Linked DNA regions of Homo sapiens: region 1 is linked to region 2. Evidence: chromatin contacts called from ENCODE POLR2A ChIA-PET data. All regions are on one chromosome and are shown on one strand. Each heading gives the region's core, a stretch centred on a gene start or an enhancer-like site at or near the end of the contact. The rest is flanking DNA. Distances are from core to core; before and after follow the strand shown.

What was found. ChIA-PET counts read pairs that join two places held with the same protein, here RNA polymerase II (POLR2A).
Region 1: POLR2A ChIA-PET joins it to region 2 with 21 read pairs in activated CD8-positive, alpha-beta memory T cell. The contact joins two enhancer-like sites. POLR2A ChIA-PET finds 5 or more read pairs at or near these places in 3 of 52 experiments (H1, activated CD8-positive, alpha-beta memory T cell and activated T-cell).

What each region holds. Positions count from the first base shown.
Region 1 is chr12:8,886,374-8,893,013 of GRCh38, reverse strand. It overlaps a transcript of A2ML1 not described here. Among named protein-coding and RNA genes, the nearest start is that of PHC1, 25 kb to the left of the region's middle. Within about 2 kb of position 2,258, at least 4 of the 41 ENCODE cell types and tissues checked have a DNase peak (open chromatin) inside an H3K27ac peak, as active enhancers do.
Region 2 is chr12:8,705,811-8,712,128 of GRCh38, reverse strand. The region is part of intron 1 of RIMKLB (ribosomal modification protein rimK like family member B); the gene reads right to left. Among named protein-coding and RNA genes, the nearest start is that of RIMKLB, 11 kb to the right of the region's middle. Within about 2 kb of position 2,473, at least 11 of the 41 ENCODE cell types and tissues checked have a DNase peak (open chromatin) inside an H3K27ac peak, as active enhancers do.

The DNA.
Region 1 (6,640 bases), core at 1,009-3,508, 180 kb before region 2:
TTCATCCTGTTCACTACTCAGTGGGTGCCCAACAGATTCGCACTTAATGAAGGCCCCTCTGCTGGCCTTCAGATTTCAGTGCTTATGGAATAATTATTTCTGTCCCCTGCCACTCAGCCCTGTACTCTGCTTTGTGATGGAAAAGAGGAAACCAGGAATAAGAAAATGTGCCCCACAGATTTTGCCAAAACCATAATCTGTTAGATAAATTGCTGAGAGGGAAAACACTAGAATACCTCAAACGGTAATTCCATTCAACACAAAATACGTAAATATACGTACTTTGGGAAAGTACATCACATATCACCACAGAGCAAACGCTGTTGGATCGCCATTATTTAAGGAATATCTCATACTCAGTTTCTGGATTTCTGCAACAACTGGTAAAGGGGAAAATATCACATTTCTTAAATTTATACATGTATAGGCTGGGCACGGTGGCTCACACCTGTAATCCCAGCACTTTGGGAGGCCGAGAGGGGAGGATCACTTGAGGTCAGGAGTGTGAGACCAGCCTGGCCAACATGGTGAAACCCTGTCTCTACTAAAAATACAAAAAAGTTGTCTGGGCTTGGTGGTGGGAGCCTATAATCCCAACTACTTGGGAGGCTGAGATAGAAGAATCACTTGAACCTGGGAGGCGGAGGTTGCACTGAGCCGAGATCGTGCCACTGCACTCCAGCCTGGGTGACAGAGCAAGACTCTGTCTCAAAAAAAAATAAAAAGATAAAAATAATAATAAAAGAAATTTATACATGTATAGTTGAATAAGCACAGAATATCTCTGAAAAGATATACCAGAAACTGAGAATTAGCCAAGCCCCACCCACACACTTTACTGCCTACATTAGCTTGACTTTGCTATTCTACTGTCTTTACCAACAAGACTTTAGTATTTCAGGAAGCCCTTGCCCCAAAAATAAAAGCTGTAATGGGAATGGGTAATGGGTACAAAAAAATAGAATGAATAAAATGTAGTATTTGATAGCACAACAGAGTGACTCTAATCAATAATAATTTAGTGTGCATTTTAAAATAACTAAAAGTACAATTGTATTATTATTTTTTCTTGAAACAGAGTCTCACTCTGTCACCCAGGCTGGAGTGCAGTGGCTCAGTCTTGGCTCACTGCAACCTCTGCCTCCCAGGTTCAAGCAATTCTCCTGCCTCAGCCTCCTGAGTAGCTGGAATTACAGGCGCCCGCCACCACGCCCGCCTACTTTTTGTATGTTCAGCAGAGATGGGGTTTTGCCATGTTGGCCAGGCTGGTCTCCAACTCCTGACCTCAAGTGATCTACCCACTTCAGCCTCCCAAAAGTCCTGGGATTACAGGCGTGAGCCACTGTACCTGGCCTAATTGTATTGTTTGTAACACAAAGGATAAATGCTTGAGGTCATAGATATCCCATTTACCCGGATGTGATTATTACACATCACACGCCTGTATCAAAACATCTCATGTATCCCATATACCTACTCTGCACTCACAAAATGAAATTTTTAAAAACTTTTTATTTCCATAGGTTATTGGGGCACAGGTGGTATTTGGTTACATGAGTAAGTTCTTTAGTGGTGATTTGTGAGATTTTGGTGCACCCATCACCCGAGCAGTATACACTGAACCCAATTTGTAGTTTTTTATTCCTCTCTCCCTTCCCACCCTTTCCGCCCAAGTCCCCAAAGTCCTTTGTATCATACTTATGCCTTTAATTTTTTTTAACTGAAAAAACTTTTTAAAATAAAACTTTTAAATAATGTTATTGTTCATTTCAGGAATATCCAGACAACGTATTTTAAATTGCTTAGCTTTCCAGTACAGTTATCAAATGATTATTCATGCTCCAAAACTTTTTTAAGCCCTCACCTTGCTAAATCATGATCCGTACCCAAACTTAATCAGAGCCCTTCACTGAAAGACCCACCTTAATCCAACCTAGAACCTCATAAATATCCTCCCTTTGCCCTCCCCTCCCAGATGCTGCTCAAGTTTCCGCAAGGCGGTGTGCTCCCTTGCTAAGACATGAATAAACTCCAGCTTTGCCTATCTGTGAGATTTCGGGTGGTGTATTTCAGGGCGCTGACATTTGGCAAAAGTAATAGTATAGGTTACATCCGAGGAGGGAACTGAGAGAAGAAATGTGGAAGGTGTCTCTTAGGACCTTTGAATTTTTACGTGGGCGTGTATTGTCTATTCGAAAATAAATGCTAAAACAAAACAAAAAGTTTAAAAGCAGGACACCATTGTGTAATCTCCTTTCTGACCAGAAGGTGGCGCCTCCACCTTTCCTGGGGCTGGGGAAGGGGAAAGCTGTAGAGAGGGGAGAAAGGTCCCAGTGAAACAACAGGGGCCTACATTGAGAGTGGAAATTTTACCTCCTGGCAAGAAAGGTCCAGAATCTCTCTTCACAATAATAGCTAATATTTATTGAATATATATTAAATGCCAATTAAGATTTTTAAAACAGGCCGGGCACAGAGTCTCAAGCCTGTAATCCGAGGACTTTGGAAGGCTGCAGCCAGTGGACAGCTTAAGTCTAGGAGTTTGAGAAAAGCCTGGGCAACACGGTGAAACCCTGTCCCTATTTTTTAAAAATAAAAAATGAAAGATTTTAAAACAGCATTCTTCTTTTTTTCTTTTCTTTTTTTTTTTTTTTTGAGACGGAGTCTTGCTTTTTTACCTAGGCTGGAGTGCAGTGGCGTGATCTCAGCTCACTGCAACCCCCGCCTCCCAGGTTCAAGCAAATCTCCTGCCTCCCAAGTAGCTGAGATTACAGGTGTGCACCACCACTCCAGGCTAATTTTTATATTTTTAGTAGAGATGGGGTTTCATCATGTTGGCCAGACTGGTCTCGAACTCCTGAGCTCAAAGTGATCCACCTGCATCAGCCTCCCAAAGTGCTGGGATTACAGGCGTGAGCCACTGTGCCCAGGTTTAATACAGCATTCCTAAGGTAAAATTGGTATACAATAACAGCACATATTTAGTGTACAATCTGATGAATATTAACATGTATTCAACCATGAAACTATCACCATAATCAAGATAATGGAACATATCACCCCCAAAGCTTTCTTGTGCTAATTTGCAATCCCTCCCTTCCTCCCTATCAGTTTTAAGTACTTTACGTAGATAATTTTATCTTCACTACCACTCTTTGAGGTATTATCACTCCCATTTTACCAAGGAGGAAACTGAGGTATAGTTAGGCTAAATAAATTGCCCAAAGTCATTCAGCTAGCAAGATGTAGAGCTGTTATTTGAACACAGGCTGATTGACACTAGATACACACTACATCAGCAATTTTCAAACTGGAGTACATGTATCTCTGGGGTGTACAAAGCCTTTCCAACATGGACAGGGCTGAAATTTCCAGATTTTGACTTCCAGATGCAGTCTCCATCTTGACACTTCACCAAGAATGTTCTCTACGTGTCAAAGCATCTTCTTTCCCCTCTCCCTGCTCACTTTACAAAAGGTTACTGCAACTCTCATTCCTTCCATGGTATGCTGTTCTAGGGCACACACATACACACACACACACACATACCCCCTCTTGACCACCAAAGATAATTTGAAATATTGTCACTTTGTGTAGATAAAGTACTTTCATGAAAAATCTTTTTGGAAGTCAAGATTTATAATTCTTTCAACCAAATTAAAGGAGCATCTAATCAAGTTGAGTGCTGATAAATCAGTTTTTGATGAAAGATTATTATAAGGTTTTGGTATATAACTTGAAAGAGTTCACAAAATTCACTGGCATTGCTAAAGCTAAATGCCTTCTACTCTTATTTATATGAGTGAGATTTCTCAAATAATATACCTGAAGAAATTAAAAATTGGAATACAATTAATCTTGATTCTTGTCTCATTCTAGAAATAAGCAAATTATGGGCCAGGCATGGTGGCCCACACCTGTAATCCCGGCACTTTGGTGGGCAGATCACTTGAGGTCAGGAGTTCGAGACCAGCCTGGCCAACATGGTGAAACCCCATCTCTATTAAAAATACAAAAATTAGCCAGGCGTGGTGGCAGGCGCCTGTAGTCCCAGCTACTCAGGAGGCAGAGGCAGGAGAATCACTTGAACCCAGGAGGTGGAGGTGGCAGTGAGCTGAGATTGTGCCACTGCACTCCAGCCTGGGGGACAGAGTGAGACTCCATGTCAAAAAAAGAAAAAAAGAAATAAGCAATAATCATCTGTGAATGTATGCACTAATATATTATTGGATAATTGAAAAAAATCCCAACCACATTCATGTCATTAGAAAATGTGCTTCTAGTTTTTACTTTTTATTATGTGTAATATTTTTTGGCCAGGTGCAGTGGCTCATGCCTGTAATCCCAGCATTTTGGAAGGCAAGGCGGGAGGATCACTTGAGGTCAGGAGTTTGAGACCAGCCTGGCCAATGTAGTGAAACCCCCTCTCTGCTAAAAATACAAAAATTAACTGGGTGTGGTGGCACGCACCTGTAATCCCAACTACTAGAGAGGCTGAGGCAGGATAATTGCTTGAACCCCGGAGGCGGAGATTGCAGTGAGCCGAGATTACACCACTGCACTCCAACCTGGGCAACAGAGCAAGACTCCGTCTCAAAACAAAAGAAGTGATATTTTTTAACTTCTTATTTTAAAAATGTGTGCTGTTTTGATCCAATATGTCTAATTGTGATGTTAACTCAATCCACAAGAAGCCTTGAATATATTTGAGCCTTATAAAATAAAAATGTTTTGATATCTGAAGTTATAGACATATTTTTATGGCAGAAACTCTGATAAGATGATCAATAAAACTTTTAAGCATAAAAACATATTAAATAAAATTCTCTGATAAAAGTGGATGAAGGCTAGGCATGGTGGCTCACACCAGTAATTCCAGCACTTTGGGAGGCTGACATGGGATGATTGCTTGAGCCCAGGAGTTTGAGACCAGCCTGGGCAACATGGTGAAACCTTGTCTCTACAAAAAATGCAAAAATTAGCCTGGTGTGGTGGCAAACACCTGTAGTTTCAAGTACTCGGGAGTCTGAGGCAGGAGGATAGCTTGAGCCTGGGATGTTGAGGCTACACTGAGCCATGATTGCACCATTGCACTCCAGCGTGGGTGACAGAGACACTGTCTTAAAAAAAAAAAAATTAAATGTTGACCAAAAATATGCAAAAGAATGTATGCTTTTTAAAAATTATTTTAAAAAATTATTTTAGGAGGTAGGCAATAAAAAATGTTTGAGTCTATAGGTTTCCTTATGTTTGCGTCACAGAAAACACAATTATTATTTTTGATTGGTCAAACCAAAATCTCTTCAGGGATGTGTTATTGTAGTGGGAAATCAGAGACTGGAGAGACTAAGCGGAGTTCAGGAGGGAATATTTTAAGTGTACACTAGCTCAGCGGACATGCATCTTGAAAGTCTGAGCAGCAAACAAAGAAAATGAATGTCTTTTATGCACTTTGAGGTGGGAATTATATGATGCAGGAAGCTGGTTTACAAAAGCGAGAACAAAGCAGTTAATTATCAGGTGACATTCTTAGGACTCAGCTTACATCTTGGGAAAACATGTCTTGCGACTCATGCTTATCTATCTTGTGACTTTGCAGCTGCACAGCAAGAAAAACAGGAGCTTACAGAACTTACAAAATATGTGGGGGAGAGATATGGTTAATGCTTCACAGACCTTACAGAGGAGCAGTTAATATTCTTTCTTAACTCTTATTTCAGGGGGGCTACTTCATGTCTATTCTAGCATAACTTTAAACTGTAAATTTAATTTCTTTTAATTTTTCCACTTTATTATGAACTGAAATGTGTTCCCCAAAATTTATATGGGTTTTTTTGTTTTTTTTGTTTCGTTTTGTTTTGTTTGAGACAGGGTCTTGCTCTGTTGCCCAGGCTTGAGTGCTGCAGTGGCGTGATCTTGGCTCGACCTCCTGGGCTTAAGTGATCCTCCCACTTCAGCCCCCAAGTTTCTGAGACTACAGGTATGCACCACCACACCCAGTTAAATTTTTTTGTTTATTTATTTATATTTTTTTGTAGAGATGAGTCTCCCTGTGTTGCCCAGGCTGATCTCTAGCTCCTGGGCTCAAGCAATCCTCCTGCCTTGGCCTCCGAAAGTGCTGGGATTACAGGCATGAGCCACCACACCTGGCTTCCAAATGAGTATGTTGGAGCCATAACCCCCAATGTGACTGTATTTGGAGACAGGGCCTTTAAAGTGGTAATCAAGGTGAAATGCAGCCATAAGGGTGGCTAATCCAATGTGACTGATGTCTTCAGAAGAGGAAGAACACAGTTACAAATGCATAATCACAGAGGATAGGCCACTATGGGCAAAAGTCCAGAGCGGGCACAACTGGTAGCTATCAGTTGTTAACACTCCCAGGAAGTGAAGGAATAAATGCTTCTGTCTTGAAAGGGGGTGGTTCTGGGTGCCGTGCCACAGAGTCCACTATGCTGTCATTGTTCATGGACCACACAATTGTGTACTGAGATAATTTAAAAGAACCTAAGGAAAAAACCAAGACAATAAGCAAATTTAGCAAGGTTGCTGGATTCAAGGTCCAAATACAAAATAAATAGGAAATTAGATGTTATTACTGAAATTGTTTACATAACATCAAAAGAACCAACTGCCTAGG
Region 2 (6,318 bases), core at 1,224-3,723:
GGCTTCCCTACAGCAGGATATTCCATGCATATTACAGGCAGTAAACCTTATCCTCCCTCCTCCTTAAACAGAGTGTTTCTGATAAACTTTTTCTCCTATGAAACTTTTCTTGAAAAGAGATTTCCATTTTAACCACAGTATGGGAAAGGTACAGTGCAAACCTGCACTGTCAATTCAACCTGATGGAACGACTTTTTTTATGGGTTGCATTTCGGTCTCTTCCCTGCGGACAATCATAGGGAAGGCCACAGTGTGTCCCTGACCAGACGCTGTACCCAAAGACATACTATGCTCATTAGAAAAAAGTTATAGCCACACAGTGCCTTCCAGGCCACTTGGGAAGGTCTCAGAAAGCAAAGCTCCACAAAAGAAAAAGTCACGCCAGAATACCTGACGTAGAATATCCCCAGCTCCCCTTGATGAAGGAATTGTAAAAATGCCCTTAAAATGTTTGGGGGAGGGGGGAGGGATAGCATTGGGAGATATACCTAATGCTAGATGATGAGTTAGTGGGTGCAGCGCACCAGCATGTCACATGTATACATATGTAACTAACCTGCACATTGTGCACATGTACCCTAAAACTTATAATAATAAAAAAAAAAAGTTTGTAATCAGTAGTGATTAAAAGACTCTGTCACTGACTTCCAACACTCTGAAGCTATGTCCGTGCCTTGGCCTGACACTCGGCTCTTGAAACTCATCCGTTTGCAGATGATTTTTTTTTTCTTTCTGAGACATGGTTTCAGTCACCCAGGCTGGAGTGCAGTGGTGCAATCATAGCCCATTGCAGCCTCAAACTCCTCGGCCTAAGTGATCCACCTGTCTCCTCTGCCTCCCAAGTAGCTGAGATGACAGGAGCAAATCACATCAGGCTAATTTTTTTTTTTTCCTTGAGATGGAGTCTTGCTCTGCCACCCAGGCTGGAGTGCAGTGGCGCAACCTTGGCTCACTGCAACTTCTGTCTCCTGGGTTCAAGCAATTCTCCTGCCTCAGCCTCCTGAGTAGCTGGGATTACAGATGCCCACCACCATGCCCAGCTAATTTTCGTACTTTTCTCTTTTTAGTAGATATGGGGTTTTGCCATGTTGCCCAAAATGATGGAATTATAGGCGTGAGCCAACAGGCCCGGTCTCTAATTTTTTTTTTTTTTTTTTTTTTTTGGTAAAGATGTGGTCTCACTACGTTGCCCAGACTGATCTCAAACTCCTGGCCTCAACCAATCCTCCCACTTTGGCCTCCCAAAGTGCTGGGGTTATGGCTGTGAGCCACCATGCCTTGCCAATCAATGATTAATTTCATTGCACAGTGGGTCTTCACCTGAGTGTGGCAGTTGCTGCCCCAATAGCAGTCAGGATGGAATGTTATAGTCACTAGCAATTGGGAAGCAGAAATGTTCCGCTGCTGATACATCAGTAGTCAGAAATTACATGGGCTACAACAGTGTTCCCGATGATTCTGAAATCAGAAAATAATATTCCCCTCTGAAGAGCCACAAAGCCTTCAGTCAACATGTTTTTCTAGGCCAGGCATGATGGCTCCTGCCTGTAATCCCAGAACTTTGGAAGGCCAAGGTGGGCGGATCACTTGGTCAGGAGTTTGAGACCAGCCTGGCCAATATGGCAAAACCCTGTCTTTACTAAAAATACAAAAATGAGCCAGGTGTGGCAGTACATGCCTGTAATCCCAGCTACTCGGGAGGCTGAGGCAGGATAATCGCTTGAACCCAGGAGGCGGAGGTTGTAGTGAGTGGAGATCGTGCCACTGCTCTCCAGCCTGGGTGACAGAGCGAAACTCCATCAAAAAAAAAAAAAAAAAAAAGAAGGAAACAAACAAACAAACAAACAAAACTGGCGGGGAGCGGTAGTTCATTTTGGGAGGCTGAGGTGGGCAGATCACTTGAGGTCAGGAGTTCAAGACCAGCCTGGCTGACATGATTAAGACTCCATCTCTACTAAAAATACAAAAAAAAAAAATAGCCGGGTGTGTTGGTGCATGCTTGTAAACCCAGCTACTCAGGTGGCGGAGGCAGGAGAATCACTTGAATCTGGGAAGTCGAAACTGCAGTGACCCCAGATGATGCCACTGGACTCCAGCCTGGAAAACAGCAAGACTCCATCTCAAAACAAAACAAAACAAAAACCACATTTTTCTACATTAAATCTCTGATTACCAGGTACAGTAGTCCCTCCATATCCACAAGGGATAATTCCAAGACCCCCAGTGGATGCCTGAAACTGCAGATAGTACATATACTATGTTTTTTCCTAAACATACATATCTATGATAATTTGCATATTAGGCACAGTAAGATGTTAGCAATAAAATAGAACAATTATAACAATATACTATGATAAAAGTTATATGAATGCGGTGTCTCTCCCACTCTCAAAATATCCTGTTGTACTGTGTCAGGGCGTAACTGAAACCACAGAAAGTGAAACCAGGGAAAGTGAAACCTGTCCAGTGGTACACTGCCATTCCCACAGGAGGACATGCGGCTAGCCTTCCTCGGTGCCCAAGCGATGGGGCCTCCCCAAGGGCTGCTGCAGCAACAGCTGCTTGCCTTCTTAGGGGTGCTCCAACTGGATTCACATCTGAGATGCCAGAAGTGTTGGGTGAAGACTTCAATCCCAAAGGTAGAGGCTCCAGGCGTGCCTGCCTGCTTCTGCCCCTCAATGGTTCTCTCCTAGCCTTGGGCACAGCTGTTTCCTCTTAACAGAATTTCAAAACATCTACTTTTCTATTTTTCCCATCTGCTAACATAAAGAAAAAAGAAAAACAGGAAAAAACAGAAATGCTGACAAGTCAAAAGGATTCCAGTAAATCTAAATAGTACAGGAGCTCAAAAGTGCACCAATAAAATGACAGTCCTGCTAATGATCCAGAATCTTAAAATTCAGACAATATTCACTATTTTAAAAGACAGTAGAGTCCTCTATAAAATAAAATGGCAAACTTTTTTCCTAGTAGTTTAAAGGAGTAAACTTGGTTACCCAATAAGATAACTGTAAGAAAATATTCTCCAGTAGCGAAACATAAACGCAGCAATTGCAAATGTCCACATATAGTATAGATGAGTACCGTATAGTATTTCCTCTCTTAGAATGTAAGCTCAGGTCAACCAATCCCATCCTCTCTTTATTTCCTCCAGTGCATCAAGAAAAACAATGTATAAATATCAGATGCTGAATAAATACTACTGACAAAAGTACCTTTTTTGAAATAAAGAGAAATTCTACAAAGAGAGTTTATTTTTGAGAGTTTTCCCACACAAACTTCTGGATCAGCATACCAATAAAAAACAGCACTGCATCTTGGAATACTCAGGCAAAACTGAGTATATGGGAATCTTAAAGTGCTTCATTCATCTTCTGAAATAGGAAATAAGCAGACATTTGTTTCACTGCTTAAGATTTCCTAAATTTTTTCTAAGGTAATAGTTTAGAAAGTACCACTTTGTTTCTCCCAACTTTTAGTTCCCTTATTAGACCAACCCGAGGAATAATTTTTCTACTTTAAAAGTTTTTCAAGTCAACATCCTGGGATCTAAAACTTAGTGTTGTTTCTTACTGGATCAAATTTCCTTAATAAACAAAGGAAAAGTTCAATGTTTAGAGTCAAAATCTCAAAATACATTACAAATATTTAAAGCTTCCAAAAGGATGTGTCAACCTATTCTGTACAGAGGACAAATGAGAGCATAAAAGATTTCTATTACATCACAGAATAAAAGAAAAAAAGTTAAAATGAAAGTCATTTCTCTCCCTCTCATCTTTCTTGTGAGGACCCTTCCCAAAGGTATTTATTCTAGTACAGAAAAAGCAAAAAATCACAATCTACCATCTGAAGATATTAAGGTACCTCTTACTAAGAAAATCCATTAACATATGAGCTCAAAATCCCAAATACTGAAGAAAAATAAAGCTAAAGGAAAAAAATACACTAATATAAAATAGAATATGTATAAAACTCTAACACACAATAGAATCTGTATAGAACTCTACTGTAACACATAATGGAATCTGTATAGAACTCTATTGTAACACACAGTGGAATCTGTATAGAACTCTACTGTAACACACAGTGGAATCTGTATAGAATTCTATTGTAACATACGATAGAATTTTAATAGCATTTATTCCATTTGTCAGTTAATACAGGCTTGCTTCGGGAAAGACTGTACATAGGATAAAAAATAATAATACTAAAGACTTGTTTTCAACACTATCCCCTCTTGGATAGGAATCACGGGAGTTGAATCAGGTTTGTGGAGAAAAATAACAAATTTGTGTCTCTTAAAAGTGTGATATTACAAAATATATACTTGGTCTTCAACCCTGTTTCCTGGCATACAACTCCTAAAATCATAAGAATCTCCAAAATGATGTCTTTCTGTATGCTAATAATTGACTGATGGCTGGCAGCCCCTAGGCAGCTTTAGTATGGAGGCTGGTCACCAGAAAGACCAAGGCATGATTAGAGGGTTGGAACCTTCCGTCTCATCCCCTAACCTCTGGAGACGGGAGACGGGCTAACAGTCAAGTTGATCACCAGTGGCCAGTGGTTTAATCAATCATGCCTGTGTAACGAAGTCTCCAAAAAACCCAAAAGGATTGGGCTCAAAATGCTTCCAGATAGCTGAACACGTAGCAGATCCTGGAGGGTGACGCACCCAGGAAGGGCAAAGAAGCTCCGTGCCCCTTTTCCATACTTTGCCCTAGGCACCTTTTCATCTGTATCCTTTATAACATACACGTAAACATGTTTCCCTGAGTTATGTAAACTGCTCTAGCAAATTAATCAAACCCAAAGACAGGGTTGGTGGGAACTCCAACTTAAAGCCAGTCAGCCTTCTGGCTGAAGTCCAGAGGCCTGTACTGGTGGGGGGCATGGTACGGGGTCGTTTTGGCAACTGAGCACTTAACCTGTGGGAGACAGTGTCAGAAATTAGAGGACACCTAGCTGGTGTCCGTTGCAGAAATGACTGTTGGTGAGGAGAAATCTCCATCAGTGGATCTTCTGTGTTGATTGGTGTTGCTGAAAGAACAGGAAAAAGCACATTGAATGTTGTTTTTCCACGCTCTCTCATTAAATTTTAGGTATGCTATCAAGCCTCTTTTTCTGTGACTTTCCTCCTGACATCTCTCCTTCTGCATATGATCCCCCGAGTTTCATTCTTAAACTCTGCTTTCCACTTTCTAGAAATGTCATCCGAATCCAGGTTTCAACTTTATTCCTTCTGAACCACTGACCCACTAGATATTTCTTTCTCAACTAAATTTCAGAATCCATTTCAATGAGCCTACTGGGCATCCCTAACTAAATGCCACCCACTGTTGCCTCAGTTAAGCATGTTTTTTAAAACAAAAAAAGGACAGGCATGGTGGTTCATGCCGGTAATCCCAGCACTTTGGAGGGCTGAGGTGGGCGGGATCACCTGAGGTCAGGAGTTTGAGACTAGCCTGGCCAAAATGGTGAAACCCTGTCTCTATTAAAAATACAAAAAAATTAGCCGGACGCAGGGGTGCACACCTATGGTCCCAGCTACTCAGGAGGCTGAGCCAGGAGAATCGCTTGAACCCAGGAGGCAGAGGTTGCAGTGAACCAAGATTGTGCCATTGCACTCCAGCCTGGGTGACAAGAGCGAAACTCAGTCTCAGGAAAAAAAAAAAAAAAAAAAAGTCCAGGCGTGGTGGCTCACACCTGTAATTCCAGCACTTTGGGAGGCCGAGGCAGGTGGATCACCTCACCTGAGGTCAGGAGTTCAAGACCAGCCTGGCCAACCTGGTGAAACCCCATCTCTACTAAAAATACAAAAATTAGCTAGGCATGGTGGTGGGCACCTGTAATCCCAGCTACTTGGGAGCCTGAGGAAGAGGAGTCACTTGAACCCAGAAGGCGGAGGTTGCAGTGAGCTGAGATCGCACCATTGCACTCCAGCCTGGGTGACAAGGGCAAAACTCCGCCTCAAAAACAAAAAACAAAACAAAGAATGTATTTTTATTCACAGAAATGTTTCAGCACCTATATTCCCCATTGTGATCATTAAATTTTACATCAACCTGGTGAGGCAATGGTTCCAAGCTATTTGGGCAAACAATAGTCTATACATTGCTGAAGGTATTTTCTATACGTGATTAACATCTAATCAGTTGACCTTAAGTAAAGGAAATTACCCTCCATAATGTGGAGGGGCTTCATCCAATCAGTTGAAGGTCTTGCTAAAAAGTAAAAACTGAGGAGGAACTCTTCCTCAAGACTCAGGACTTATAGACAGACTCACAGAAATGCTACCTGAGTTGCCAGTCTGCTGGT